Linked DNA regions of Homo sapiens: all the other regions are linked to region 1. Evidence: read pairs that join two places in POLR2A ChIA-PET (ENCODE). Cell type or tissue: GM12878. All regions are shown on one strand. Each heading gives the region's core, and the rest is flanking DNA. Links, peaks and the distances in the headings are about the cores only.

Region 1 (10,452 bases), core at 1,056-9,055:
ATATTTGATATCCAGTTTCTATGCTGCCATATTTGAATTCCCATTTCCACACATCCTTCTTGGTCCTTGGAGTTATCAGACTTAAAACTTTATGTCTGTTTAATGGAAGACATGGTATCACATAATTTCAATTTGAATTTCCCTGATTGTTAGTAAAGTTGAATATTGCTTATTGGTCATTCAAGTTTCCTTTTTTGTTGTTGTTATATGAATTGCCTGTTAATGTCCTTAGCCCATTATTTGATTGCTTTTTTGAGTTGATTTGTAAGAGTCCTTTCTGTCTCCTGGATACTGATCCTTTTTCAGATTTATGCATTTCCAACATCTTTCAATTTGTGGCTTGTCTTTGAACTTTACAATGTCTTCGATATACATATATGTGTAGTTTTTGTGTAGACAAATTCATTAGTCTTTTCCTTTATGTTTTGTGCTTTTCCTATCTTAAGAATTCTTTCCCTAGTCCAAAGTAAGACTTTTATTCTAAAAGTTTTAAAGTTTTGCTTTTCATATTTAAGTCTTTAGCCCATCTAGAATTTATTTTGGTGTTGAGTATGACATAGGGATTCAGTTTAATTTTTTCAAGTGGCAAGCCAATTGTCTCAGACTGTTTATTGAATAGTTTATTATTTCCTCTACTTATTTCTAATGCCATATCCATCATATAATAAGATACTATACATAATTTATTCTGATGCCATAATCTATTATTTTCCAATTTTTTGGTCTCTCCTTCCTCAATATTAATTTGTTTTAATTATTGTAGCTTTTATGTTAAGTCTTGCGATGTGGAGAGTGAGTTGTGTAACTATTTCTCTTACCTGTTAACTATTCCTAACTATATTTAAAATTATCCTGGACTATTCTAGGCCCTTTATTCATCCACATGAATTTTAGAACCAGCTCCTTAAGTTTTGTGAAATATTGTGTTGGGATTTTGATTGGAATTGCATTGAATGTATGCATCAATTTGGAGAAAATTATGATATTGAGTCTTATAAATCTGTTTCTCCATTTAGGAGAGTTGTCTTTTAAAAAGTGTCATAATTTTCTTCTAAAGTTCTTGCACATTTATTAAAGATTTGTTCTTATATACCTTTATTTTTTTATTGACTTTTTTAAAGGCACATTTTCTAATGGGTTTTGTATAAGTATGCTGTTGATTTTTTTATTTAGCAATATTGCTGAAGATGCTCTTATTTCTAATAGTCGCTTAGATTTCCCATGAACAATCATATGGTCTTCAGACAATAGGTCCTTATCTTCACATAAGGACAATTTTATTTTTCTTCTAAGTCACATACTTTTTATTTCTTCCTGTCTTACTGCTTTAGGCTATGACTTCTAAGTACAGTGTAGAAAAGAAAGTGACAAGTATTCTTGTCCTTAACTTTAAATAGTCCCAGTGACATTTGCTGTACTTAACACTGGTTAATAAAGTTTCAATCTGTACTTTGCTTGCTGAGAGCTTTCATTTTGAATGGCTGTTAAAACTTTCAGAATTTTTTTGAGACAGGGTCTCGCTTTGCCACCCAGGCTGGAGTACAGTGGTGTAATCACAGTTCACTGCAGCCTCAGCCTCCTAGGCTTAAGTTATTTTCCCACCTCAGCCTCTCGAGTAGCTGAGACTACAAGTGCACGCCACCACACCCAGGTAATTTTTGTATTTTCTGTAGAGACAGGGTTTCACCATGTTGCCCAGGCTGGTCTTGAATTCCTGAGTTCAAGTGATCCACCTGCCTCAGTCTTCCAAAGTGCTAGGATTACAGGTGTGAGCCACTGTGCCCAGTCTGAAAATTTTTTCTACATATATTGAGATGTTTTTAAAGCTGTTAATATGGTAAATTATATTAACAGATTTATCTTTGTGTTTCTGGGACAAACAATCCACTTGGTCATTATATAGGTCATTATATACATTTTTATATAGTTTGCTGATAATTTCTTTAGAATTTTTACCTTTATTTTCATAAATGAGATCAGCTTATAATTTTCTTATACTTTTAGTGTTAGGTTTTTTTGTATCATGGTTATACTATCCCCAAGATGAGTTGAAGAGCATGGCTTCCTTTTCTGTGTTCTATTGTATATCACATCATTATGTATCAGATCTGTATAATTTCATCTTTGTAGGTCTGGTGGAACTCGTAAAAGCCATCTTAGTCTTGTGAGGTTTCTGCTTTTTTTCATTTGCTTTTTGTGGTAACAGTTAATCTATTGATTTAATTCCTGTATTGAGTATAGGTATATTCAGATACATGTTTTCTTTTTAAGCCAGTTTTGGTAATTATATTTTCATAGAAAATTGTTCATTTCATCTGATATTTCAAATTTTGGGGCATAAATTTGTTCGTAGAATTCTCTCATGATTTTTAAAACCTCTACCAAATCTGTGTGCCCCTTTTCATTGCTAATACTGTTTTCTTGTGCCTTTTCTTTTGCTGTATCAATTTTGCCAGAGGTCTGTTTTATTTTATTTATCTTTTCAGAGAATTGGCTTTTGTTTTGGTTTTGTTGATTGTTACTTTGTTTAAATTATATTATTTACACTTTTTAAAAAATATTTCCTTCCATCTTTTTTTTTTTTTTAGTTCATTTGTTCTTTTTTAACTTCTTGAGTTGGATAGTTAAGTTTAAGTCTTTTCTAGTGGAAACATGGAAGATTATAAATTTTCTTCTAAGGATTGCTTTAGCTATGTTTCACAGGTTTTGAAATGTACTTTGTATATTGGTGTTCAGTTTTAATTCTAAACCTTTTCCTTCTAATTTCTTCTTTGGCTCATGAATTATTAAAAGTATATGCTTCAATTTCTGGTTTAGTGGGTTTTGAGGGGCTACCTTTTTATTGTTGATTTCCAGTGTTACTACATTGTAGTCAGAAAATAAGACCTGTTATATGGATTCTTAAATATTTATTGAAAATTGCTTTGTGGCCTACCTGTACACGGTCCTTTTTTGTAAATGTCTGTGTGCTTGAAAAGATTGAATCTGTGTTCTCTGGTTGTTGGATGCAGGTTTCTTTATATACTCATTTGGTCAGGCTTATGAATTGTGTTGTTCACATCTTCTGTATTCTTCTAATTTTTGCCTTCTTGACCTATCAATTACTGAGAAGGATGTGTTAAAATTTCCCACTATGACCATGGGTTTGTTGACTTGTAATTTTTTTCTTTATATATTTTGGGACTATATCATTAAGAACATTCAGGTTCAGGATTGTTATATCTCCCTGGAGAATTGCTTCTGTTTTGTAATAATCTTTATCCCTAGATATGTTTTTAACTTAAGAGCTATTTTGCCTGATAATATAGCTATACCAGATTTTTCTTGGTTAGTTATTTTCTTGGTGTACCTTTTCCCATTCTTTTACTTTCAACTTTTCTATGTCATTATGTTTTAGGTGTGTCTCTTGTAAACAGCATATAGCTGGATTTTGTAATCTTATCCAATGTGAGAATCTGTCTTTTAACTGGTGAGTTTAGTCTTTTTATATTTATTGTGGTTACTGCTATATTTGGATGTGTTTGTATCATTTGATTATGTGCTATTTACCATGCATTTTTCTCTGCTTCTTTTTCCCTTTTCTGATTGGTATTGAATTGATTGAATTTTCTTTTCTTTTCTTCCTTTTACTTGATTGGAAGTTTTACATTCCATTGCTGGAATGTATAACTAGTTGTTAATCATTCTATCCTCTTCTTGAACAGTACCTTAGAATGCTTTAACTCTTATCACTGTCCTCCAGTCTTACATTTTATTATTGCGTAGTATTTTAGTTTCATGTTGTCTTTATCCTCCCATCAATTATGATCATTATGATTAATCCTTACAGTAAACACTTATTTTGATTGACATGTGTTGAGTAATGTTTTTTCCTCTCCATTGTTTCTGGTGATTTTTTTTTTCTAGTAATTTTTTTTTCAGTGAAGACTAAGGAGTGAAAGTTATCTTCGGTCCTCCTTGGTCTGAAAATGCTTTTATTTTATCCTTGAATGGTAATTTAGCCTACAATTCTAAACCAAGCTAATTTTTCCTTATCAATATGGCAGTATTATTTCAATTTTGTTTGGCTGCTTGCACCTATTTACAAGTATGTTGTTAGTCCAGTTGTTCCTTTTGAGTAATCAGCCTTTCTTCTCTTTTTGCTTTTAACATGTTTCTGTCTGTATTTGGGTGTTCTTCAGTTTCACTGTGATGTGGCTAGGTAGAGAAGAGGTTACTTCTTAACTGGGCTGGTTGGTAGAGTGTTTTAGTTCCCCTTTCATTAGAGTTGCAGCCCTCTAGAGGTCTCAGTTTTATGCAAGGGTCTTAGTCCTAATATCACAAGGCCTCATCTCCTGGTCTTGCATGGGTAAAAACCCAGGTCCCACTCCCTTCTTGTCTAATAACCACCCCAGGGACACCACCATACAGGCTCTCGGCTCCCCCTTGGCTTAAGTTACTTGAGGATCTCTCATTCTTTCTTACAACTCAGCCATGCATTAAAAAACAAATTTGCTATATTTCATCTAGCATTTTAAGAGGTTGTTAGCTAAAGGGTTTTCTCTCTGGCCTTTTGGCCTTTTGCACCATTTTTCTAGAAGTCTGGTCGTGCTTTTTATTGATTTATTCCCACATGACAGAGCTTTGTTGAATGAGATTACCACAACAGTCCCCCTATGTTGAGGTAACATCCTTTGGGTTCTAGCTGCAGGCTTCAGATCCCTCACCTTTTATTCATGTTTTATCTTGAGTTTCTGCTTACAGTTCAATTTCTAGCCCCATTGAACATAGTAGTTTAGTTTTTGGATGGTGTAATATAGATTGATTTTACATTGGTGGAGAAAGAGGGAATTATCTCCTGGAGCAGTTCGTAAAGCATACTGTTTTATGGAAAGAAAAAAATCACTTGGAAGTTTTCTTTCCATTATGTACTTTTTCTAGGGGTCAGAGATAAGATGTCCTAAAATACCCATCTTCTTTGACTGAAAAGGAGAATTGAGAATGTTCTTTAAGAATAGCAGTGATTGAATGTAAAGTGTAATTCAAGTCTTTCTTCCTTGTCCTGGGTCATTTGGGTAGGCCAGAGGTTTATTAAGGGTGTTGAGTTTCCTCTGCATGTACTTGCTTGCCACACCAACATGTTCACTCCCAATGCTTGTTTTCACCTTCTCAAATGAATCACCCTGCTTTCTGCTTTATTTCCCTACAGCAGTTGGAATACTCCTCTTCTGATACCATTTTCATCCTGTCATTTCCCTAATGGTAACTTAACAGTAGATCCTGAGTATAGTAAAACTAAGCTCCTTAGCCTGTCACTCAAGACAGAGGTCTCCTAGCCCTCTTTCTCTTCTTATTTTATGTTGTCTTCGCTTGTTGGCTGGTTCCATATCACCTCTCCATTGTGACTTGTTCATTTGTGCCTTCTTGTCTTTCTTTTTTTTGTTTTTGTTTTTGTTTTTGAGGCAGGGCCTCACTCTGTCACGCTGGCTGGAGTGCAGTGGCATGATCATGGCTCACTGTAGCCTTGACCTCCCAGGCTCAAGAGATCCTCTTGCCTCAGCCTCCTGTGTAGCTGGGACTATAGGCACGCACCATCATGCTTGGCTAATTTTATAAATTTTTTCTAGAGATGGAGGTCTCACTGTGTTGCTTAAGCTGGTCTTGAACTCTTGGGCTTAAGAGATCCTCCTGCCTCAGCCTCCCAAAGTGCTGGGGTTACAGGCGTGAATCACCATGACTGGCCCTTCTTGTCTTTCTCTGTGCTTCCTGGCATGTCTTCTTAGGTCATATCCATTATTTCCTTTAAGATTACTTCCAGAAGGTCTTCCTTGGTTTAACTTATGTCACTCATTCTTTCTTTCTCCTGCCACATTAATTGTCCTGTGTTGCCATGCATTTATGTTGCTCTGTTTTTGTTCTGTGGTACTTTCATAAAGTATCTTTTTTTCCCATTAGCTTGTGGACCGTTGCTACAGAGTTGCATGAAGGACTGGCACTTTAACCTTTTTTTACTCCTTCTTCCCACAAAACTAGCACTGTCAAAATAGAACAGTAAATTAGGAAATAAATTCCCTTTTTTCCTTTGAGTAGTTTACAGTCTGACTAGATAAAACTTAGTGAAACAATTAGCACATAAAACTTTCTGTAATTAAATGTTAGACTGTGTGCTGCTGGTTCGAAGTGCCTCAGGTACTGTAGAAATGGTTTTGAATGTGTCTTCTTATGTTGTATGATTATAGAAGCAGAGAAGATTGCACAAGTGGCAAAAATTCGGTTTCAGCAGAAAGTGATGGAAAAAGAAACTGAAAAGCGCATTTCTGAAATCGAAGGTACATTGTGGGGAGAGGATGAAGCTCTGCCTGTCCCGAACTGCCTCCTCTCTGCTCCAGGGTTCAGGCCTTTGATTGTGGTGGGTGAGAAGGCCATAGACAGAATAATCTGGTCTGGAGGAAATAGCTGGCCTGATAGTCTAAATAAATTTTTTTAAATTGCTATCACATTTCCAGCTTTTGGGTTTGTTTGTGACTGTGGGTAGCTCAGCTTTCCTTTTCTTCCTTAAATTGGGGCTTATTAGCTACCACTTTATTTTCAGGCAGACAAGGTATGAAAATTACCCATAATCAATAGTAAAGAATATACAAGATAATAAACCCCATCTCTGGCCGGGCGCCGTGGCTCACGCCTGTAATCCCAGCACTTTGGGAGGCCGAGGCGGGCGGATCACAAGGTCAGGAGATCGAGACCATCCCGGCTAAAACGGTGAAACCCCGTCTCTACTAAAAATACAAAAAATTAGCCGGGCGTGGTGGCGGGCGCCTGTAGTCCCAGCTACTTGGGAGGCTGAGGCAGGAGAATGGCGTGAACCTGGGAGGCGGAGCTTGCAGTGAGCCGAGATCCCGCCACTGCACTCCAGCCTGGGCGACAGAGCGAGACTCCGTCTCAAAAAATAAAAAAAAAATTAAAAATAAATAAACCCCATCACGACCAGTTTCTTTTCCACCTGTCCAAAAAAAAAACAAAATTAATTGGGGGGAAAAACAGTTTTCATGGAGGGCCTCACACTACTTGATTTCACATAGTGAGATGTTGATGTTCTTAGCTCGGTCTTGAAGTCACTTGTTATATATTGCTGCTTCCTGTCTGTCTCTGTTGACTGATTCTGGATGAAATTTGGGGGGGGGCTGGAGACAATGCAGTAAATAGAGCTTTTATGTCTGGACTTATTTTACTTGAAGCTTAGTACCTGGGTGGAATGTAAGGCTCTGGGTGATAGGAGGTGGGAGAGTGGGTGGAGGAGAGAAGGAACAACTTAGAGTAGAAAACAAGTAGGCTCAGATGAGCTGAGAGTTATTTGACAGTGAAAAGAGTATTCCTCGTAGAGAAGTTGCTGTTTGGGGACTGGGACTTGAAAACTGCTAATAGGTTTTTAAAACTTTCAATGTGAAATAAGCAGTCACAATATTAAGCAGTGGGGAAAGGGACTCTTAACTAGCTGAGGGAATGGATTGACACCTTTCCTTTGTTTATTTGCTAGATGCTGCATTCCTGGCCCGAGAGAAAGCGAAAGCAGATGCTGAATATTATGCTGCACACAAATATGCCACCTCAAACAAGGTGACTGGCTCCCTGGCCACTTTCCTAATGATGCATTTCGGGGTTTTGCTTTCTCTTTTCAGGAGCTCTGATATGATAGAAGTGATTTTATCCATTGTCAAGAAAGTGTAGTGACCAAGACATCCTCCAGAATTAGTCAGTTAGCAAGAAATATTTCACATTGATTGGGTAGGGACACAGGCCAAATGCCGTAATTCCATTCATTTGTACTGCTATATAAGGCTGAATAATTAATTAAGTTGAAGGTCTTCTGAAATAAGAGTGACAGAAGAGTAAAGTCTATTTAGAATTGCTTTCCAAATAAGGTAGTTTTTTTGGTAGATACTTAGCTTGATTAGAGCAGTATTTCTCATCAAAGGCATTCCTGGCATTTGGGGTTGAGATACTTTTTCATTGTTGAAGACCATCTCATGCATTGTAGGATATTTTGTATCCCTGGCCCTTGTCTACTGAATGTCAGTAGTGGTCACCAGTTGTTTTAACTGCCACACACACATGCATGTATTTCCATATGCCCCTTGTTGAGTACTCCTTGTTTATTGGATTTAAAAAACTATTCCAGTCATGAGGAATTTCATGTGGGATAACTTGAGAAGGCAGGTTGGGTGATATATAGGTGATAATTTGGTGTAAGGACTGGGGTAAGCTGGCTAGACGGTACAGGGCTAGTGAGCAGGGGCTATTTAAGAGGCAGCTAGAACTCCGATAGTATTCTGAGAAGGGAAGGGTATGTCCAAGATTTATAAGGTTATCGTGGAGCAGATTGGAACAGATAAAGGGTTGAGAAAGAGATTACTAAAGTGGATGATGCAGTTTGAAGGATTAGAGTCAAGTTTTAAGATATAGACAGGGCTTTTAATTTAGAAAGGAACAACATAATCCGTATTTAGAAGAAATGATAAGATGATAGAATGAGAGTTGTCAGTACTTTGAAAACCAATATAAATTTTAAAATGAACATAACATTGAAAGACACAGTTCTATAGACACAGAATGGAATTTGGCCAAAAGAAAGGCATGACAGGAAACTCCAGTTGAGGAAACTAGGAGTCCAAATCTAATGGGAGAAGCTCGTCAGGCACAAGTTTCAAGACCTTGCCATTGAGGTCTACCTTATTCAGAAAGGGGCAGTAGTTTTATGCCATTTTGAAAAATGTGACTCAGATACTAACCTATATTAAAAAGGCTTGAGGAAGAAATGTGGTTGTGCACTATGACCAGATTTGATTGGAGTGTTTCGACAGAGGATATGAATCACCTGGAGAAGATAGAGATCCAAAGAGTGAAAGATGTCAAAGTGTAGAAAATAAATGCTGTAGGACTGTGAAGGACAAGATGGACTTTTGCCTGGGGGACAGGCCAGGACTCAAGATAAGGAGAGGATCACAGAGCAGGGTCTGAGGGGCTTTGAAAGGCATATGTTACAGGGAACAGTGGAAATGGGTTTTAATCAAATCCAGATAGATTCTGGTTAGATACATCTTGGCATCCTGATTTAGACAAAACAAAACAGTGTGACAGAGGGAGATCTGGTGGTCGACGAGTTTTAATCAAACCCAGATAGGTTCTGGTTAGATACATCTTGGCATCCTGATTTAAACAAAACACTGTCACATAGATCTGGTGGTCGACAAACATCTGTCTGTCACAAGCAGCTTAAACATCCAGCTTCTGGGGAAAGGCAGAAGGCCAGATCAGGTGACAACTTGAGATTTTATTCTAGTTCTAGAATTTGTTCAAGAAAAGCAGAATCACAGCTAATGATAAGATAATGAGCACCAGCCCTTCCTTTGAAGTTCTGCTCTCATCCACTGACCTGTGTATCTCTCTCAAGAGAATCAACAGAGAACCAGGCATGATGGCTCATTCCTGTAGCCTCCCTGGAGGCTAAGATGAGAGTATCTCTTGAGCCCAGAAGTTTGAGGCTGCAGCAGCGAGCTATAATTGAACCACTGTATTCCAGCCTGGGCAACAGAGTGAGATCTCATCTCCAGAAAAAAAAAAGGCTGGGTGCAGTGGCTCACATCTTTGATTCCGACACTTTGGGAGGCCAAGGTAGGAGGATTGCTTGAGGCCAGGAGTTTGAGACCAGCCTGGCAACATAGACCCCATCTCTACAAAAATAAAAATAATTTTTTTAGAAAAGAGAATCAACAGAAACTCCAGACCAATTCCAGGTTGAATTCAACTAGATGAAATGAAAGTCACTTTAGAAATATTAGTTATTATCATTAGTTATCACAAATTGTTTTCCAACTCCCCCATCCTTTTATTAAAAAGTGAACAGCTTCTCTTGCATTAAGTCAGGAGCTTAATGAAGGAATTTTAAGTCAGGAACGCAGCTGTTAATGTGATAGCCACTCTCCAAAGTGAGAGAGGGTCATTGGCAGTTATTCAGACTTGACTCATGATACTCAGGAGAGCAATAGGTGAAATGTATATAGGGAGAGAGAAGACTGTTGCACCAGAGTATTCTGATGCCTTTGCTCTTGTTTGCTCCCACACAGCACAAGTTGACCCCGGAATATCTGGAGCTCAAAAAGTACCAGGCCATTGCTTCTAACAGTAAGATCTATTTTGGCAGCAACATCCCTAACATGTTCGTGGACTCCTCATGTGCTTTGAAATATTCAGATATTAGGACTGGAAGAGAAAGCTCACTCCCCTCTAAGGAGGCTCTTGAACCCTCTGGAGAGAACGTCATCCAAAACAAAGAGAGCACAGGTTGATGCAAGAGGTGGAAATGTTCTCCATATCAAGATGTGGCCCAAGGGGTTAAGTGGGAACAATCATTATACGGACTCTTCAGATTTACAGAGAACTTACACTTCATCTGTTCCACCTCTCCTGCGATAGTCC
Region 2 (10,452 bases), core at 708-8,707, 170 kb after region 1:
TCTTTTTTTTTTTTTTTTTGAGGTGGAGTCTCGCTCTGTCACCCAGGTAGGAGTGCAGTGGTGCAATCTCGGCTCACTGCAAACTTCGCCTCCTGGGTTCACACCATTCTCCTGCCTCAGCCTCCCGAGTAGCTGGGACTACAGGCGCCTGCCACCACGCCTGGCTAACTTTTTGTATTTTTAGTAGAGATGGGGTTTCACCATGTTAGCCAGGATGGTCTCGATCTCCTGACCTTGTGATCCGCCTGCCTTGGCCTCCCAGAGTATATGGGGTCTTTTGTGATTGGCTTCTTAGCACAATGTTTTCAAGGTCTTCATGATGAAGCTGATCATATTTCTATTTTAAAATGATATGAAGACCTTGAAAACATTGTACTAGGAAGCCAATCACAAAAGACCACATATTACATGATTTCATTTATATGAAATGTCCCAAATAGGCAAATCTATATATAGAGAAAGTAGATTAGTGTTTGCCTAGGGCTGGAGAGGAGAGGGGATGTTGTGGGGAAATGGGAAGTGACTGCTAGTGAGTATAAAATTTCTCAGACCGGCCGCGGTGGCTCACGCCTGTAATCCCAGCACTTTGGGAGGCCGAGGTGGGCAGATCACGAGGTCAGGAGTTTGAGACCACCCTGGCTGACATAGTGAAACTCTGTCTCTACTAAAAATACAAACATCAGCCGGGCATGGTGGCACGTGCCTGTAGTCCCAGCTACTCAGGAGGCTGAGGCAGGAGAATCGATTGAACCCGGGAGGCAGAGGTTGCAGTGAGCCGAGATCACGCCACTGCACTCTAGCTTGGGCAAGAGAGTGAGACTTCATCTCAAAAAAAAAAAAAAATTCTTTATGAGGTTTTGAAGTTCTAAAATTGATAGTGATAATGGTCACACAACTCTGAATATGCTAAAAACTCATTGTACACTTTAAATGGGTGAATTGTATAGTATGTGAATTATGTCTCAATAAACCTGTTTTTAAAAAATGAGATGAAGAGAAACAACCAGAATAATGATGTTGCTTAGAATATCTTTGCCTTCACCTGGAAAAAGCTATATATATATATATATATGTGTGTGTGTGTGTGTATATGTATATGTGTATATATATATATGTGTATATATGTGTGTATATATGTGTGTATATATGTGTATATATGTGTATATATGTGTATATACATGTGCATATATATGTATATTTGTGTGTATATGTGTGTATATATGTGTGTGTATATATATGTGTGTATATATGTATATGTGTGTATATATATACACTTATACACACACTGTCTTTCTTGTCCTTTTTTTTTTTTTTATTCATTAATTTGGGGTGTTTAGTCATTTGCAACCAATCCTATTTTTTATTTTTTTTTTTGAGACAGGATCTGGCTTTGTCACCCAGGCCGGAGTGCAGTGGTGTATCTCAGCTCACTGCAACCTCTGCCTCCTGGGTGGAAGCCATCCTCCCACCTCAGCCTCCCGAGTAGCTGGGACTATGGTTGCACGCCACCATGCCCAGCTAATTTTTGTATTTTCAGTAGAGATGAGTTTCACCATGTTGCCCAGACTGGTCTCAAACTCCTGAGCTCAAGCCATCTGCCCACCTTAGCCTCTCAAAGTGCTGGGATTACAGGCATGAGCCACCACGCCTAGCCAGCCAATCCTAATTTTAACCATTGTATCTGCCTACTAAAAAATCTTCAGGTGCCGCTAATTGCCCAAAAAACAAAACCCAACCTTCCTAACCTGGAAATAAGTCCTGTGAAACCTCATGTACCTCTGTGGGAAAGAATAGTGTGATCACTGGGAATGTGAATGTACGTTTTGATGTATAAATTAAGACAGTTCAGTATGTTAAACCATTCATCATGCAAATATTTACGGAGGGCTTACTGTGTATCAGGCAGAACTCTAGGTGCTTGATTGACATCAGTGAATAAAATAGACAAAAAGAATCCCTGCCCTGTAGGACATACAGGAAACAGGGATGGATCCAAAAGAGAATAGTTAACTCAGATGGTAAGAGTTATGTATGGGTTTAATAGAAGAGGGGGCAGTTTAATAGAAGAGGGGGTACATAGCAGTTTAATAGAAGAGGGGGTACATAGCAGTTTAATAGAAGAGGGGGTACATAGCAGTTTAGCTGATCTGAGCTAGACTAGGTTGAATCCTATAGTCTTCCATTTGGGTTCAAGTCTGTTTTTTCTTTTTTTTGAGACAGAGTTTCGCTCTTGTTGCCCAGGCTGGAGTGCGATGGCGCGATCTCGGCTCACTGCAACCTCCGCCTCCCAGGTTCAAGTGATTCTCCTGTCTCAGTGTCCCAAATAGCTGGGATCACAGGTGCCCACCACCACACCTGGCTAATTTTTGTATTTTTAGTAGAGATGGGGCTTCACCTTCTTGGCTAGGCTGGTCTCGAATTCTTGACCTCAGATGATCCACCTGCCTCAGCCTCCCAAAGTGCTGGGATTACAGGCGTGAGCCACTGCGCCTGGCCTCAAGTCTGTTTTTTCTTGTCTTCATTCTGGGGCCCAGGCTAAAGAGCCAGGGGCTTTCAGGGCATGCTCTTCTAATGGCAGATTACAGGAGCACCAGAGGACAGGCCAAACCATAAAATAATGGCTGAAAGCCTGTGCTTATGCCATCTCCACTCCACTCCAAGTCCTACCAAAATGTGACAGGGAAACATACTCTGCCTGTAGTGGGAGGCACTGCATGATTACACAGTAAAGGGTATGGATATGCAATTCTATATTTGTATACTATTAATGATATACATAATGATATACATTATTATACACATATAATTACACATCTTGTAAGGATATATAATTCCTACAAGAGGGTGAGGATTATTGAATAGCAGTTCTGTCTACTAGCGTATATATTATAAGAATAAGAAGTAGCTGAAAAAGTTTGAATATAGAGGTGAATGGACATGGGTATAGAAAGGGCTAAAAGTTGGCTGGGTGCAGTGGCTCACGCCCATAATCTCAGCACTTTTGGGAGGCCGAGGCAGACAAATCACTTGAGATCAGGAGTTTGAGACCAGCCTGGCCAACATGGTAAAACCCCATCTCTACTAAAAATACAAAAATTAGCCGGGTATGGTGGTTCATGCCTGTAGTCCCAGCTCCTCGGGAGGCTGAGGCAGGAGAGTCACTTGAACCCAGGAGGCAGAGGTTGCAGTGAGCCAAGATTGAACCACTGCACTCCAGCCTGGGTGACAGAGCAAGACTCCGTCTCAAATAAATAAATAAATAAATAAAAATAAAAATAAAATTGTCAGAGATATCAAGATATTGCTAGAGGAGTGGGGACAAATTGTGAATTATGGTGGTTAAATGATGCACTGATCTTTGTCTCGTTTCAGTGTTGCTAGTATGAATTCTAATTCATAACACTATGGTGTAAAGACATTAGATATTTACTTATCTAATCTCATTTTACCTATTCTAAGCTCCCCTCTACCTGGCTATTGGAAAACTTAATTTTAGGTATCATTGGAGCCCTTCTTCCTTTCCTGTACCCAGTGGGCCAGGCACGAACAGAGCAAGACTAACCCTTATATGCAAATCTGACAAGGACATTTAAAGAAAAGGGAGTTATAGACTAATAACCCTTGAGAGCACAGGTGTAAAAATCTGTAACAAAAAAGTACCAAATTGAAAATTGAAGTCTCTAAAGAGGATAATACATCATAAGCAAGTAGAATTTATCCCAGGAATGCAAGGTTGATTTAACATTTAAACTTATGACATCAGAATAAAGGGGGAAAATGGTCATCTCATTGGACGCAGGAAAAGCATTTGATAAAATTCAACAACTATTCATGATTTTTTTTTTTATTAAGCAAAATGAAACACTGCAGAACTGGTGTGAAGTTGTGAACTATTTCCCCCGCCTGCCTCTGAGCAGGAATCCCAATGATCAGACATGCTAACTGCCTAGATGGCCCCGCAAAAGTCTGTGGAGTCTCTAGGACATAGTTAATTAATCGACCTGTGATCATATGCATTTGCTAATTGTTAGGAAGTTAGTAGTCCAGTTTATATCAACTACCACATGCTACTGTTAGTTTCTGTATCAATTTTGTAATATTATTAAAATATCCTTTTTGTTCTCTCTCATAGCAGTCTGTAATATAAATCTCCCACCTGTTTCTTTCTCCTTTCATCTTTTTTTTTTTTTGACATGGGGTCTTACTCTGTTGCCAAGGCAGGAGTGCAGTGGCATGATCTCAGCTCACTGCAACCTCCACCTCCCCTGGGTTCAAGTGATCCTCCTGCCTCAGCTCCCAAGTAGCTGGGACTACAGGTGCACACCATCATGCCCAGCTAATTTTTATATTTTTAGTAGAGACAGGGTTTTGCCATGTTGGCCATGTTGGTCTCGAACTCCTGACCTCAGGTGATCCACCTGCCTTGGACTCCCAAAGTGCTAGGATTACAGGCGTGAACCACTGCACCCAGCCTCTCCCTTATCCCAGCTACTCTTATCTTATCCCAGCTACTCTTCGTAATGTTTTATCCCCAGATTCATGGGTTTTCATGTGGATATATTATTTTCTTTTTCTTATTTATTTGTTGTGGAGATGAGATCTCACTATGTTGCCCAGGCTGGTTTCTAGCTCCTAGCCTCAAGTGATCCTAGCCTCGGCCTCCCAGAATGCTCGGATTACAAGCATGAGCCACCCTGCCTGGTCTTATTTTCTTTACATGTCATGTTAGTGCCCCCATCTCCTGTTAGAGATTTCTTTTTTTTTTTTTTTGAGATGGAGTCTTGCTCTGTCGCCCAGGCTAGAGTGCAGTGGCGCGATCTCAGCTCACTGAAAGCTCCACCTCCCGGGTTCATGCCATTCTCCCGCCTCAGCCTCCCGAGTAGCTGGGACTACAGGTGCCCGCCACCACACCCGGCTAATTTTTTTGTATTTTTAGTAGAGACGGGGTTTCACCGTGTTAGCCAGGATGGTCTCGATCTCCTGACCTCGTGATCCGCCCGCCTCGGCCTCCCAAAGTGCTGGGATTATAGGTGTGAGCCACGTGCCCGGCCTTAGAGATTTCTTTTACATGAAGTGAACCTTCCCACTGTTGAATTTTGGGATGAGTTCTAACATACCTCAAGAGTCATAGACTGTTTTTACTTTGTTGTATTATAATTTCAGCCTCACTTTGTTGCTCATACTCTGGGCCTTGATATACTGTATGGATGTCCTAACCTCTGATTGTTTCAAGCTCACTTGCGTTTGTTGTCCGTTTTCTTCATTAAATATTATCCTGCATATTATCCTGCCTTGCAGGTTTTTTTTTTTTTTTTTTTTTTTTTTTTTTTGAGACGGAGTCTTGCTCTGTCTCCCAGGCTGGAGTACAGTGGCACGATCTCAGCTCACGCCTTGCAGTTTTATATCTGGGGCTTTGTACTTTTTCTTTTCTCTTTTTCAAAATTCAGCTTAAAGTAATTGGAATCATTTTGGCACATTTCCCACCAAATAAATTCTCCCTTGCTTTTGTGAAGGGCAGCCGTCCTTTACCAGAACATATCATGGAAATACTGTTAGTCTCTGAACTAAATTTTTTTTTCCAGAGATGGGGTCTCACTATGTTGCCCAGGCTGGACATGAACTCCTGGCCTCAAGCAACCCTCCCACCTTGGCCTCCCAAAGAACTGGAATTATAGGGACACACCACTGCATCTGGCTAAGAACTAACATTTTAAATCAGAACTTTAATAAATTAATGTGGGTCAAGATTTTCCATGAAATAGCATTAACTTTACTCATGAACATTCCCCTTTGCTTTCTTGAATGGATAAGAAAGATGTATATCCTCTGTGACTTAGAGAGGGAAAAAAGGCTTGAACATCTAGGACATTGAGAGGCCAGGCACCGTGGCTCACACCTGTAATTCCAGCACTTCAAGAGGGCGAGGCAGGCGGATTGCTTGAGCTCAGGAGTTTGAGACCAGCCTGGCCAACATGATGAAACCCGTCTCTACAAAAAATATAAAAAATTAGCCAGGCATAGTGGTGCATGCCTGTGGTCCCAGCTACATGGGAGGCTGAGGCAGGAGGATCACTTGAGTGCAGGAGGCAGAGGTTGCAGTGAGCTGAGATTGCGTCACTGCACTCCAGACTTCACTTTCTGACACCTCTCATCCTTTCATACAAAGAGAAGAAATTATTCATTTAGCCTTCGTGTTGTCTTGTATGAGCTCTTGTATTGTCAAGGACAAGAGAAATGTGCAGTTGCTTTTAAGGTTAGATATTCCTTCTCATTGCTGGGACTTGAGATTTTTTAAATGGATTCTCATTCCCAAAAGGTAATGTTAACTGGAGAGTTCAGTTCCAAGACATAAGGATGCTCGTGGAAGCATATTCTTTTGAAGGAACCTCCACCTGACAGCCCCTACAAAAAGGGAACCCCTTTCCCAGCTCTTCCCAGGTAGGTACTCTCCCCTGGGTGGCTGAGCGAGACCCTGACTCAAAAAAAGAAGGACACTGAGTTCTTTTGACACCATCTAAAGAATCAGCCATTCATTGGGTTTGCCGTGTTGTGGCATATTCTCTGGTTCATCTTGAAATTATATATACATTTTATTTTCAAGTATAGTGGCTGTAGTTTCTATAAAAGGCAAGCAGTACTGCAGTTTTTGTTGTTGTTTGTGTAAAGCTGCTCGTCCCTGGTTTTCCATGGTGCTCAAATGTTGGTACTCCTTAAAATGATCTAAAATCACCTACCCTGCTAATGATCTTAGCTATTTTTAACTCCAATTGGACAGTTTGTTTCCTCCCAATTTTTCTTCCTCAGAATCTTCAGTTTTCTAAATTCTTTTCCTGATTTTTCTTCCAAAATATCAAGAATATTTTATACCTTAAAATAGGTTGAGGCCAGGCACAGTGGCTCATGCTTGTAATCCCAGCACTTTTGAGAAGCTGAGGCTGGAGGATTGCTTGAACTCACGAGTTCAAGACCAGCCTGGGCAACATGATGAAATCCTGTCTGTACACAAAAAAGGGAAAAATTTGTAAATTCATTATCTGGGTGTGGGGGCACATGCCTGTAGTTCCAACTACTTGTGAGGCTAAGGTGGGAGAATCACTTTAGCCTGGGAGGTCAAGGCTGCAGTGAGCCGTGATCATCACTGCACTCTAGCCTGGGCAACAGAGTGAGACCCTGTGTCAAAAAAAATAGGTTGAAAGGTAGAGAAATTCCTCATGTCTTTTTAAATCTTCTGTAGCAGAAACACAAGTTTGTGCTTGAAACAGATAAGAAAAAGAAACAAGATGCCTGCCTTGCAGATCTCACTAACATTTGTCCTCACAACTTGGAACACTGGGTTAATAAATTTTCTTAGTGTCTTCTGGAAACTGTCTTAAAAACTGCGTGTTTTTACACGTTTATTGTGTTCTTTGTTATCTATAGCCACACCCTAAAGTTTCACTTTATAGTTTCACTTAATCTGCACGTCTGTAACTGCTGTCATGTGTATTACATCTGCAACATAGTGGAGCTGTTAATTTTAATATGTTGCTCAGCTACTTAGCTCTGACATGTCCAGTTTATTTAGTTATGAGTCAGTGGTTCTTAAATTTCCACCCATAATTGAGATTCATGCATTATTTAAGAAATGTGAGTCTGAGAGGATACTTAGGAACTCCTAGGTTAACCCATTTGAAAATATTTCTTGAATGTAAATTTCCTCAAACTTTGTAGGTCCTGAAATATTAATCTTGGGACCTCCCTCCACCAGTGCAGTTTCATTAAAAAGACAAAACTGATGTGGAGATATAGAAGTAATTTTTTAAAAAAAGAGCTAAAAATGGAAGGAAAACAGCAGTTTAATATGGGTGGCGTAGACGCTGTAAATTAGTTAAAACTACTGTACTGTGAGAGTCAATCCTGAAGCTTTCTTATTTTAAATTCTGTCTTTCGTAAAACAAAAAAAATTTATAGAAGTGTTCGGGTGGTTTAGATAAGGGTTGCTCAGTTTAAATCCTGAGAAGGACTGAGGCGGCCTTCCACGATTGGTGGAAACTCTGACATGTATCCTGTTCCATCTGGAGTTGTTGCCTTCCAACTTGGGCCAAGTTTGAAATCAGCAAAGTGTTGCAATATAAGTAGTTTCAGACGGTATAGGACAGCAGATTCCTTTACTTTCCTACCCTAGTTTCTCTGGTCAGCTCACCTAAGCCAGCGCAGGGTTTTCATTTGTTCTTCCAGTTCGACATTCTGTACCCTGTGGAACCAGAGTCCGTGTGGTGAGTCAGTGCTGCGGTCCTGGGGGCACGCAGGGTAGGAGGCCGCTGTTGAAGAGCAGATGGCCCAGGCCGTGCTTCTCAGCCATGTGGGGATGCTGCGGCCAAGAGGGGTCCTGCTTTTCCCTCATCTGTTGCTAGTTATCTGAAGAATCTCTGAGGAACCTGGCTGTGACTGCTGACCTTCTGTCCAGAGTGAACTCCAGCGACATAAACCATAGGAGGAAGTGCTGTTTTCCTAGCTTCTCTCATTTCCTTCCTTCCTGAAGCAGATTTAGACTTCATTTTCTGACACCTCTCGTCCTTTCATGCGAAGGGAAAAAATTACTCATTTAGCCTTCGTGTTGTCTTGTATGAGCTCTTGTATTGTCAAGGACAAGAGAAATGTGCAGTTGCTTTTAAGGTTAGATATTCCTTCTCATTGCTGGGACCTGAGATTTTTTAAATGGATTCTCGTTCCCAAAAGGTAATGTTTTCTGGAAAGCAGTTCCAAAACATAAGGATGCTCATGGAAGCATATTCTTTTGAAGGAACCTCCGCTGGACTGCCCCTACAGAAAGGGAATCTCTTTCCCAGCTCTTCCCAGGTAGGCAGTCTCTCCTGGTAGAGTAAGCAAGAAAGGAGAGACAGCTGTTTTTTGTCTTTCAGTTAAGGAAACCCCTTCAGAAGTTTTGTTCTGGGACCCCAGAATTTGAATTTTTTTTTTTTTGGCAGGGTCTCGCTCTGTTGCACAGGCTGGAGTGCAGTAGTGCGATCAGCTTGCTGCAACCTCCACTTCCCAGGTTCAAGCAATGCCACCTCAGAGCTGCTCCCCCATACCCCCGCCCTGAGTAGCTGGAACCACAGGTGTTCACCACCACGTCCAGCTAATTTTTATATTTTTGTAGAGACAGGGTTTTGCCATGTTGCCCAGTCTGGACTCGAACTCCTGGGCCCAAGGGATCTGCCTGTCTTGGCCTCCCAAAGTGCTGGGATTACAGGCGTGAGCCACCGTGCCCAGCCTCACCAGTGCTTTTTGAAAGAATATACTGACTAATTTAGGGGAGTACAGGGAACCCAGGCATTAATATTTTTCTAAATTTTTTTTAAACCTTCAAAATGTATGTCTCCAGTGCTTACCTCTCACCTGGATTTAGAATGGTGGATTTAGGGAACTATTTTTATAGTTTTCCATATACTTTGCTCAATTCTTTATTTTATTTTATTATTTATTTATTTATTTATTTTTTGAGACAGGGTCTCGCTCTGTTGCCCAGGCTGGATTGCAGTAGCACGATCTAGGCTCACTGCAGCCTCCACTTCCTGGGCTCAAGTTATCCTCCCACCTCAGCCTCCCCAGTAGCTGGGACTACAGGCGTGCACTACCACGCCCAGCTAATTTTTGTGTTTTTATAGAGACAGGATTTCACCATGTTGCCCAGGCTGGTCTCGAGCTCCTGGGCTCAAGCAATCCACCCTCCTCTGCCTCCCAAAGTGCTGGGATTATAGGTGTGAGCCACTGCGCCTAGCCATCCCCATTCTTTTCATGTGTTGTTCTCATAAATCCAAGTCATCCTTTTGGGCGTGTATCACTCAGGGGCCCAGCAGAAAACAGAAGGCACACTCAAATTGGGTAATTGGAAGAGGTCCAACTTAAAGCAGAATGGAGAAGTTTAGGGAAAATAACAAAGGATTGTACCATATGTCACGGCTAGCTGGAGAGCCACCCTGCTCCTGAAGAGGTGGGGGATGGAATGGTTACCTGATGCAAGAGAAAGCTGTTTTGAGGAGGTCTTCATATGGTAGCTGTGGTGTTTAATAGAGCAACGCAGCCAACTCACAACCCAGCAGGGAGAGAGCCAGGGGAGTAAATATCACAATCTCACTGTCCCTCTGCCTTCAGACCTCCTGCCAGTGCCATCCATTGGCTGAACCCAACTGAAAGCCAGAGATGGGGGAGGCCTTGTTCAGTTCTGGTGGGCCAGCCTCCGGGAACACAGGGTAGGCTGGGGCAGACCTGAAAGGGCAGATTTTCGGTATCCTCAATCTGTGCCAAGTTCAGACTTTGATTCCAAAGGCCACATTAGAAATTACTTATTAAACTGTTTGATATCGGTGTCTATCAGGGTAAAAGTTTATAGTTTGTGATCTCAGGAGATTTTTTAATGAAGTATGTCCAGACTTGAAGATATGTTGCTTAATAAAAATTACTGGCCAGGCA
Region 3 (10,452 bases), core at 355-8,354, 82 kb before region 1:
CATTTACAGTTAATCCCTGTTCCCAACTTTAGCCTCAGGCAGCAACTAGTCTACTTACTATCTCCATAGTTTGCCATTTTTGGACATTTCTTATAAATGGAATCATACAACATGTGGTCTTTTGTGTCTAGCTTCTTTTACTTAGCATAATATTCTTGAGGTTCATCCATGTTGCAGCATGTATCAGTATTTCATTCCTTTTTATTGCCAAATCATATTCCAGTGTATAGATGTACCACATTTCGTCTATATCTGTTCATCAGCTGATGGACGTTTGGGTTGTTTCTACTTTATGGCTATTAGAAATAATGCTCCCATAAAATATCTGCATGCAAGTCTTTGTGTGGATATAGACCTAGGAATGGTCTATATTTTGGATAGACCTAGGAATGGATTTGCTAGGTTATATAGTAAATTTATGTTTAACTTTTAAGAAACTGCTAAACTGTTTTCCAAAATGACTGCACCATCTTATATTCCCACCAGCAGTGTATGAAGGTTTCTGCTTTTCCACATCCCTGTCAACATTTGTTATAGCAATAGCCAGTTTTACAAGATAGCTCTCTTTTCCTCTCTCATAAATAGGTATGGTTCTCTAGGGGTGATGCTTTTATATACTTCTTGGACTCTCTGTATTTTTTAGCCCGTCTAATTGAGAGTGATGAGTTCCTTTTGCTAATTACCATTTAAAGTGATTTTCTTTGTCCTAAAAAGGCAGTCTTCTGTTGCTTATATACCTGTATTGGGTTAAAAATGTTGATATTCTTTTTATAGCTTCAGATTCAGAAACTAGAGCCTTATGAAATTTTTTTTTTTTTTTTTTTGAGATGGAGTCTCGCTCTGTTGCCCAGGTTGGAGTGCAATGGCGTGATCTCAGTTCACTGCAACCTCTGCCTCCCGGGTTCAAGTGATTCTCCTGCCTAAGCTTCCCAAGTAGCTGGGATTACAGGCACCTGCCATCACATCTGGCTAATTTTTATATTTTTAGTAGAGACAGGGTTTCACCCTGCTGGCCAGGCTGGTCTCAAACTCCCGACCTCAGGTGATCTGCCCGCCTCAGCCTCCCAAAGTGCTGGGATTACAGGCGTGAGCCACCACCCCCGGCCTATGAATTTTTATCTGGAATTATGTAATGCTGGAAGCTGATTCACACTAACTGATCACATCAAAGATAAAATTTCAGTTTTGCTTAGTAGTGGAGGGTGTAGCTTACTAATGACAGGAATACCCATATTCACACTCCTGGTGTGAGTATCTAGGAACCCAAGATGATGATGATATGGTTGTTTGGTAAGCATTGAATCAGACTATGAGAACGGGATGGTCTTGAGTATGATTTTATTCAGGTGGTGGAAAGCTTGAATGTGTGTGTCTCATGGGAAAGTCATTCTATTTCACATTTCCCCAGATACTTTTGCTTGGGTAGGGCTGGATTAGACATTAAATAATACCAGTGTTTGACTCTGATTTCCCTGGGTTTTCTGTAGACCATTGTTCTTTTTCATTCATTTAGAATGAAGAAAACTTAATTTTTAACACTATAGTCACCAGTGACTAGAATTGGATGTTCCCCAAGATTCCTGAGGAAAATATTTATAAGTCATTTTTGTTTTGTGACAGTTTTGGGAGGTGGGGCCTAATAAGAGGTGATTTGGTCATAAGGACTCTGCCTTCATGAATGGATTAATGTTATCACAGTAGTGGGTTATCATGAGAGTGGCTTTGTTAAAGTGAGTTCAGGTCCCCTTTTGCTTCTTTACTCTCACCCTCACTTGCCCTTCTGCCATGGGATGATGCAGCACGAAGGCCATTGCCAGGTGCCAGTGCTATGCACTTCGACTTCCCAGTCTACAGAACCACAAGCCAAATAGATTTCTATTCAAATAAATTATAGTCTGTGGTATTCTATTATAGCAACACAAGATGGACTAAGACAATTCCTTAAGTGTGTAGTGCTTCTGAAGACAGGTGCCTTCATCCATTTCTCATTGATTTGTTCTACTTTTGGTTTCTGGGGTTGATCCTTTCAACTTATCCTAACAATCTGAGGACCGTTTTTTGTGTCTTCCTTCCTGTAGACTGACTAGAGTCTCAATTTCATCTTACACTTTAAGGAGTTACACTTCTGCCTGTGTTGTTTCCACCTGAAGAGTCTCAGTCTTTTACATTTTAAAAAATGTCTTGGCCGGGTGCAGTGGCTCACGCCTGCTCACGGCTGTAATCCCAGCACTTTGGGAAGCTGAGGCAGGTGGATCACGAGGTCAGGAGTTCAAGACCAGCCTGGCCAAGAAGGTGAAACCCTGTCTCTACTGAAAATACAAAAATTAGCTGGGCGTGGTGGCGGGCGCCTGCAATCCCAGCTACTCAGGAGGCTGAGGCAGAGAATTGCTTGAACCTGGGAGGTGGAGGTTGCAGGCCAAGATCGCGCCACTGCACTCCAGCCTGGGGGACAGAGCAAGACTCTGTCACAAAAAAAAAAAAAAAAAAAAAAAAAAAAGGCTTAATTAGTGGCACACTCCTGTCTCTAGGGGGAGCACTAATGAAGTCAAGGCCGGTGACACAACTGAGCCATAGAACCTGTGGATGAAGTCTTCAGTGGAATAAGAGCAAACTTGAGAAGCTCTAGCTTTTATAGCAGTGCCCTTTTTGGATGATCTCTTTTGCATCTTTTTTCGTCTTTGGATTAGTTTATGCTATTTTTCTCTCCCACACAATTTGTATAGTAAGTTAGGCTTTGAATTGCCTTCTGTTTGGGAAGCTTCAATAGGTTCAAGATCACACGCAGGAGATAAGAGATTTGGAATGTGTGACATAGCTCAGTGCTGCTCTAGGCCTCAGTGAGAAGTGACTTTTCTTTTCCATTCATCTTTCTATTGTCCAGGTTACTCTAACTCAGGGTGTGGGCCTGGGCAACAATCAAGGAAACCTGTTTTCTTCTCATCTAGGCCTGAAACTAGAGGGGAAAAAGGTCTTGTTTGTGGCCCAACCCAACATCCCAAGTAGGCCACATGAGTATTTCAGCCTAGAGTCTACACTGTCCTTAGGTAGAAACCTCTTACAAACCTGTAATGACCTTTGGGTGTCTGTGGAAGAGTTTGGGATCTCCTCCCTGCAATTATTCTTTTTGATTGCCTTTTTTTGTTTTTTAAATTTTTTCCCTGGCTTTCTCTTTGTCGTGCCTTCCTCAAAGGTAGTACATAGAATTGTGCTGATGGTCCATAGCCACAGATTAGTAAAAAGGGGGAAGGGCTGCTGAGAGTGTAAAATAATTATTGCAAAATCAATGCATTTTACTTACGGGGAGAACCATTTATCCAGGTCCTATTTACACATGGTTAGAGATAATTCTAGTATAGAACAGATTAGAAGGTGAGAGTTTGAAAGAGAGAGGAGATTAGGCAAGCGTGAAACTATTCACAAAAATTGCAAGTACAGGATTAGAGATGGTGCAGAGGAGCTCTTTAGTTTAGACATCATTACCTAAAGAATGCACATCATAATAGAGAAGCTGATGTTTATGGCAGTGACCTTCTGACAAAAATAGCTAGACGACTCAGGCTTCTAGAGTAACCTTTTAAACAAATACAATATAAAGTGGTTATTATACAAATAAAAAAAAGTTTTTAGTGCCTGTGAGGTTTTCATCAACTTTAGTCATCTGGAAAATTAACTTTGTCAATATGCTCAGTCCTCTCTGCCAAACAAATCAAGGACAATCATGCTTTAGTATCTTTCCAATACATATCCTGTCATTCTGTTGGACTTTCTTATTATAGATGAGAAGTGATTCCTTCCTTCAGCCTTAACTTTGAGCCCACCACACTAAGAGCATAGTTGGAATAATTTTTTATTTTTTTTCCTGAGACAGTCTTGTTCTGTCGCCCAGGCTGGAGTGCAGTGGCACGATCTCGGCTCACTGTAACCTCCGCCTTCCAGGTTCAAGCAATTCACCTGCTTCAGTCTCCCAAGTAGCTGGGATTATAGGCACGTGCCACCATGCCCAGCTAATTTTTGTATTTTTAGTAGAGACGGGGTTTCACCTTGTTGGCCAGGCTGGTCTTGAACTCCTGACCTCGCGATCCATTTGCCTTGGCCTCCCAAAGTGCTGGGATTACAGTCATGAGCCAACGCACCCGGTCTGGATAATTGTTTTCTAACGTATCTATATTTGCCTGTACTGGTACTCATTGGGCCCTTCTGTGCTCACTCATGGCATCTTCCCATCAGAGAATATCTGAGTGGTAGACCATTCTTGCATGTTTTGGTTTTTACAGAAATATTTTTAGTTGCCATTAAAGGCTGACATCCATTGTTGGAAATCATTCTTTTCTGCCTCTTTGGATGCATCTGAGTTTGAGGTTTTACTTTCCTTCTACCCCATTAGGTTGTATGTTTGCTTTTGTTTTGTAGAATTTAGTCAGCAGCTTAAGGCTTAGGAACATTAGATGCTAATCATGCCATCTTAGCTTTTTTTGTGAGCCCAAGGAGTATATTCGGGGGTGGGGGTGGGAATGAAAGTTACTGGGGAGGCAGAAAGGGGTCATTTTTTTTTTTTTTTTTTTTTTGGAGACGGAGTCTCGCTCTGTCACCCAGGCTGGAGTGTAGTGGCGCGATCTCGGCTCACTGCAACCTCTGCCTCCCGGGTTCAAGCAATTCTCCTGTCTCAGCCTCCCGAGTAGCTGGGACTACAGGCACATGCCATCACAGGCCTGGCTAATTTTTGTATTTTTAGTAGAAATGAGGTTTCACCATATTGGTCAGCCTAGTCTGGAACTTCTGACCTCAGGCGGTCCACCTGCCTCGGCCTCTCAAAGTTTTGGGATTACAAGCGTGAGCCACTATCCCAGCCGAAAGTGGTCATTTTGAAATCAGAAGTTGTATCTTTTTGTGGTTGAGGGTGATAAAAACTGAAAAACTGTTTTCAAGTTTGGAGCATGGGAGGGAAAACCCAGCGATTTGTTCTGGTCTCCCTCAGCTCAGTGTGTTTGAAGCCAAAAGCCTGCTTGTGTGCCTCTCCCAATTCATTTGCTCCTAGTTCATTTGCTACTTGCATAGAAATTTTCATGCCGAATCTCACTCTTCAGCGGATACCTGAGAACATTGTTGCTACAATCTCTAAAATCAGATTTTTTCAAGAAAGAATTTTTATTAATAACCTCAAGTACTTTTCGCCTACACCCTCAGGCTCACTTTTTGTATAGGTTTTTCTCCCTGGAGAATCCTACATGCTGTATTGATGTCTCAATTCTGTGTGCTGCTTCTTCAGTGCTACCTTGCCCTGGCCAAAGGAGGCTTATCTGATGACCATGTCCTCATCCTGCCTATTGGACACTACCAGTCAGTGGTGGAGCTTTCAGCAGAGGTGGTAGAAGAGGTGGAGAAGTATAAGGCCACTCTGAGACGGTTCTTTAAGAGTCGAGGGAAATGGTGTGTTGTATTTGAGAGAAATTATAAGAGCCATCACCTCCAGCTACAGGTAGGTGGTCTGTTCATAGAAACTTGGAAGGGCGCTATGGGGACTTTGATATTGGTAAATAAGTATTTAAATAGGCTGGGCGAGGTGGCTCACGCCTGTAATCCTAGCACTTTGGGAGGCCGAAGCGGTTGGATTGCCTGAGCTCAGGAGTTCAAGACCAGCCTGGGCAACACGGTGAAACCCTGTCTCTACTAAAAGTACAAAAAAATTAGCTGGGCGTGGTGGTGCATGCCTGTAATCCCAGCTACTCGGGAGGCTGAGACAGGAGAATAGCTTGAACCTGGGAGGCAGAGGTTGCAGTGAGCCGAGATTGTGCCACTGCACTCCAGCCTGGGCAACAGAGCGAGACTCCATCTTTAAAAAAAAAATTATATAAAGTTTAGCTTTAATATGTAAAATATTTAATATTTTTATATTAATATTTAAATAACATTCATTTAAAAAGTTTTTAAAGAGTATCTGGTGGTAACCCCAGAGACTTCACAGGGAAGTGTGTGGTCAGTACATGTAAACAGCATAGATAGTAAGTTCCTTGTTTAGAAAAGGAATGGGTAGTTGAGGAAGTTCCAAGGAAGATGTGGGGCTTGCTGGATAAGAATTTGGAAGAAAGTGAGTATTTTGTGTGGAGGCCCAGCATGAGGGAAAGCTTAGTGGTAGGAAATAGTCTCAAAGCCTGCATGGGGCTAGCAGCTCAGAAAATCAGATTGTAAATCATTTGTAGTTGTGGTGGTTTTCTTTTTGGCACATTTGTTAAGTTTTCAAATGGGCCTAACTCTGCCACATATATAATATCGGAGATGGCAAAGGCTTGTGACGGAGATATCTCTCTTAAGCCTTTCCTGCATCAGAGAATGGCTCCCACATGTGTCAGGCTATCTCATAAGTTTAAGTCCTTACAGACAGGCTGACACAGGCTTGTCTGGCCTGAGGATATTCTGTGCTGAGGGGTGTTTCTCCACCCCTGTGATGGATTTGCTACTTCTCAGAGACTGTGCAGGCACAACTTCTCTGGGACCTGCACAAGGAATTTCTCCTGTCTCCCCAACCCCCAGGTCATTCCTGTCCCAATCAGCTGCTCTACTACTGATGACATTAAAGATGCCTTCATTACCCAGGCACAGGAGCAGCAGATAGAGCTGTTGGAAATCCCAGAGCACTCTGACATCAAGCAGGTGAAACAGGGGATGGTGATATTCAGGGAAGAGTAAATATCTGTTTTTTTTGTTGTTGTTTGTTGTTTGTTTGTTTGTTTGAGACAGAGTCTTGCTCTGTTGCCTAGGTTGGAGTGCAGTGGCATGATCTTGGCTCACTGCAACCTCCGCCTTCCGGGTTCAAGTGATTCTCCTGCCTCAGCCTCCCCAGTAGCTGGGACTACAGGCATGCGCCACCATACCTGGCTACTTTTTGTATTTTTAGTCGAGACGGGGTTTCACCATATTGGCCAGGCTGGTCTCGAACTCCTGACCTTGTGATCTGCCTGCCTTGGCCTCCCGAAGGTATTACAGGCATGAGCCACCCACGCCTGGCAAGATCTGGTTTTTGACATGTTGAGCCTAAGGTTTTTGACATGTTGAGCTATCAAGGCATTCCAAAAATGTTATTAAATAGGCAATGGGTTGGGCATGGTAGCTCACACCTGTAATCCAACACTTTGGGAGGCTGAGGCGGGAGGAGCACTTGAAGCCAGGAGTTTGATACCAGCCTGGGCAACAAAGTGAGACACCTTGTCTCTACAAAAAATAAAAAAATAAGCTTGGCATGGTGGCATGTGCCTGTAGTCTTAGCTACTCAGGAGGCTGAGAGTCAGGAGGATCACTTAAGCCTAGGAGTTTGAGGATGCAGTGAGGTATGATTGCACCACTGTACTTCAGCCTGGGCAACATCGCAAGACCCTGTCTCTAAAAAAAAAAAAAAAAAAAAGAGGCAGTGGACAATTTGGAACTAGAGCACTGGGTATTGACTAGACTGGAGATGAACAGGGCATTACTCCAAAGTTTAGTGCTTTCCTGGGAAGAGCAAGAAATTAGAATTTCCTAAGGTAGGAACTTAGAAGGATAGACGCCACTGGGAGGATATTGTTAGTATCTTCCAGTTAGACTTTTTAAGCCCTAGTTCCACTAAGTGGCTTGGGATCTATAGCAACATACATATCTTTTTTTCTTGTGCATTTAGACTGAATTATTTGCCTAGAGATGAACTCAGATTATAGATTTTTAAAGCATTATTGGACATCCTCATACAACTCTGTTTACTTTAGATTGCACAGCCAGGAGCAGCATATTTTTATGTTGAACTTGACACAGGAGAAAAGCTTTTCCACAGAATTAAAAAGAATTTTCCTTTGCAGTTTGGAAGGTATGTTTTTCTTCTTTTCAATGTATTTTCACTAGACCTGCTATGAACAGAGTGGTGGGCTACATGGGACAATTGATAAAAAGCTAAATTGTAAACAGTCCTTGCCCCAGAGGACCCATGGTCTTAGGGCAGATGTTTACATATATGACAGTAATGTAATGTAGAATGTGAAGAGTACCATGACAGAGTTTTGGAGAACAATGTGCTGTAGAAATTCAGAAAAGGGACAGCTCATTTCTAGTTGGTGAAAGCCTTCATGAAAGTGGCAAAGTTGAACCTGAGAGGCATATTTAGAGGGCAAAGATTGAGGTGAGGGCATTCTAGCCAGAAGTGCTAGGGAACTTTAATTGAGCACATACTCTGTGCCAAGAACTGTACCAAGAACTTTACACATACATGACTCATTTAATCTTCATAACTCTGTAAGGTAGGTACTGTCATCCCGATTTACCAGTGTGGAAAATGAGGCTCTAGAGCAGTGCCCGGTAGACTTTTCACAACGATGGAAATGCTCAAATATCTGCACTGTCCAATACAGTTGTGACTAGCCACTTGTGGCCACTGAGTGCTGAAATGTGGCTAATGTGACTGAGGAACTAAATTTTTGATTTTATTTAATTAATTAGAATTTAAATTTAAATAGCCATACCTGGCTAATGGTTACCCCACTGGATAGCAGGCTGTAGAGAGCTTAGGTAGCTTGTCCTAGTCACACAGTGGTAGGTTCAAACCCAGGCCTGTTGGACCTCAAAACTTGAGGTCTTAACCTCAGTGTTCTACAGTATGGTAAAGGCCTAGAGGAGGCTTCAGTTCTGTTCCTCGTATCAGGCAAAACATGACTGCAAAACCATAGAGGGAGTAACATAACTTAAGCAAAGATTGAAGATGGGAAGTTGCTGGCAAGAAGATACAGTTTGAAGGGGAGTGGAAAATGTGTAGAACAGAGTATCTGATGCTGGTGTCTGTGATTTGCAGCTGTTTTTTCTCCCCTAGTTAAAAATGGGCTTTGAGTGAGCCTTGAACCTGTCTTGGACTAATTCAGAAAGCCTCCAAGAGATTGCCCCCTTAGATAAGTCCAGTAAATGTAGTTGTCTACATTTTTCAAAAAGATAAATGGGAACAAGTGTGCTACGAGATTCAGACATCTGACGTGATGTTTTCGTTGTTGCCTCAGCAACAGATGCGGTTATGAACATTGACAACATAAGCACACGATTGCAGATACACATAGGCGTATAAAGCACACAAAAAGAAGATTCTCTGAATGGTTTTGTGCTTATGATGTATTTTCAATATTGAGTAATTATCAAGATACTAATTTATAGTTATATAGCATTTTATAGTTAACAAAATATTTGAAATGGCATATTTTTTTCAGCTGTACAAGAAAGGTAGTTCTATTTTCCTTTTATATTTGAAATAGGCTCAAAGTTTGCCCAGGGAGCTTAGGTTCTTTGACTTATAGAGAATTCATGATTTGTTTCTAACTCTTCTATTTACTGTAACTTCAAAGTGGAAAATGAACCATATAAATGTGTAATAGAATTATTTCTAATATATCAAAATAAGTAAAAATAAAAATATAAAGCAATGGCGATTAGAAGGCAGCTTGTGTGTGAGTGTGTCTGTATGTAGTTATTCTTTAGTCCTAAGAGCCAAGATAGTTGTTTTGTTGACATTGGGCTTGTGCTGCTGTTACGTGGGCCTGAGTCCCCTAGAAGGAGAGGCAGAGGAATTTTAAATCAGAGTGGGTATGACTAGGCTCCTGACTCTGCAAACTCATGTCTAGTTGAGGTGACAAAACTACAGTTTAAGGCAGGTTGTAATCACAGCTAATATGGCACTTTGACTGTGTTATCTCTGTACCTCACAAAAACCCTGTATGGTGGGTGTTCTTATTTGCATTTCATAGGTGAGGAAATCAAGACTCAGAGATGAAATCATCTGTCTAGATCATAGATAGCAAGTGGCAAAGCTGGAAATGGGATCCAGTCTCTGATCTTTCTCACACCAGGGCCTGCCCTTTTTCTATGTGGTGTTGCTTCTCTAAGTACCAATAATATAGTTCCAAGTTTTTTAAGAGAGGGAGAAGCAAGTGGGGTTTGAAGGATCAGGAAATATATAGTACCTGAGCTGGTCATTTAAAACGGGTATGATTTTGATCAATAGTATGGCAGAGATGGCACTCAGGGCAGGAGAGCAAAGTCAGAGAAATTTGCATACCTCCTTTGGGTGATGTTGAGGAGAGCTCAGGCTGATAGTTTCCATTTTGACTTCTTTGTGCTATTTCTGCAGGGAGGTCCTGGCCAGTGAAGCCATCCTTAATGTTCCTGATAAGTCTGACTGGAGGCAGTGTCAGATCAGCAAGGAAGACGAGGAGACCCTGGCTCGCCGCTTCCGGAAAGACTTTGAGCCCTATGACTTTACTCTGGATGACTAAAACAAAGGGAAGAACTTTTTATGAACTCCACAGGAAGTAGTAAAGCTTTTTTTTTTTTTTAATTAAAAGAATTTTTTTTGAGACAAAGTCTCGCTCTGTCACCCAAGCAGGATTGCAGTGGCATAACTGTGGCTCACTGTAGCCTCAACCTCCTGGGCTCTAGAGTTCCTCCCACCTCAGC

The links. Peaks named below come from ENCODE experiments on the same cell type or tissue, not always from the same donor. Only the 100,000 strongest peaks of a DNase experiment are listed, where the experiment ranks them.
Region 2: POLR2A ChIA-PET joins it to region 1 with 7 read pairs; 1 of 35 experiments calls an interaction of 5 or more read pairs at or near these places.
Region 3: POLR2A ChIA-PET joins it to region 1 with 6 read pairs; 2 of 35 experiments call an interaction of 5 or more read pairs at or near these places.

What each region holds. Positions count from the first base shown.
Region 1 is chr10:100,152,001-100,162,452 of GRCh38, reverse strand. It overlaps ERLIN1 (ER lipid raft associated 1), which reads left to right. Exons shown (of 11, transcript NM_006459.4): 9 at 6,219-6,308; 10 at 7,514-7,593; 11 at 10,101-10,452. The coding sequence ends at 10,322. Among named protein-coding and RNA genes, the nearest start is that of ERLIN1, 29 kb to the left of the region's middle. RefSeq lists a silencer at 4,045-4,094 and an enhancer at 6,151-6,200. In GM12878, for the core only: a CTCF peak has its summit at 4,288 (motif pointing left); a DNase peak (open chromatin) is centred at 4,222; H3K4me3 peaks cover 444 bases; H3K27ac peaks cover 2,497 bases.
Region 2 is chr10:99,981,473-99,991,924 of GRCh38, reverse strand. All of the region lies in intron 1 of DNMBP (dynamin binding protein), which reads left to right. It overlaps LOC124902490 (a long non-coding RNA gene), which reads right to left and starts at 10,153. Exons shown (of 2, transcript XR_007062266.1): 1 at 9,994-10,153; 2 at 7,818-8,852. RefSeq lists enhancers at 7,152-7,311, 8,199-8,408. In GM12878, for the core only: no CTCF peak of the experiment used is centred there; DNase peaks (open chromatin) are centred at 7,434 and 8,504; H3K4me3 peaks cover 1,829 bases; H3K27ac peaks cover 2,595 bases.
Region 3 is chr10:100,233,046-100,243,497 of GRCh38, reverse strand. It overlaps CWF19L1 (CWF19 like cell cycle control factor 1), which reads left to right. Exons shown (of 14, transcript NM_018294.6): 11 at 5,267-5,476; 12 at 6,529-6,648; 13 at 7,734-7,831; 14 at 10,127-10,452. The coding sequence ends at 10,271. SNORA12 (small nucleolar RNA, H/ACA box 12) reads left to right here and starts at 6,196; the gene lies at 6,196-6,342. CHUK-DT (CHUK divergent transcript) reads right to left here. Exons shown (of 4, transcript NR_186419.1): 3 at 10,055-10,267; 4 at 8,421-9,545. In GM12878, for the core only: a CTCF peak has its summit at 2,531; a DNase peak (open chromatin) is centred at 4,857; H3K27ac peaks cover 263 bases.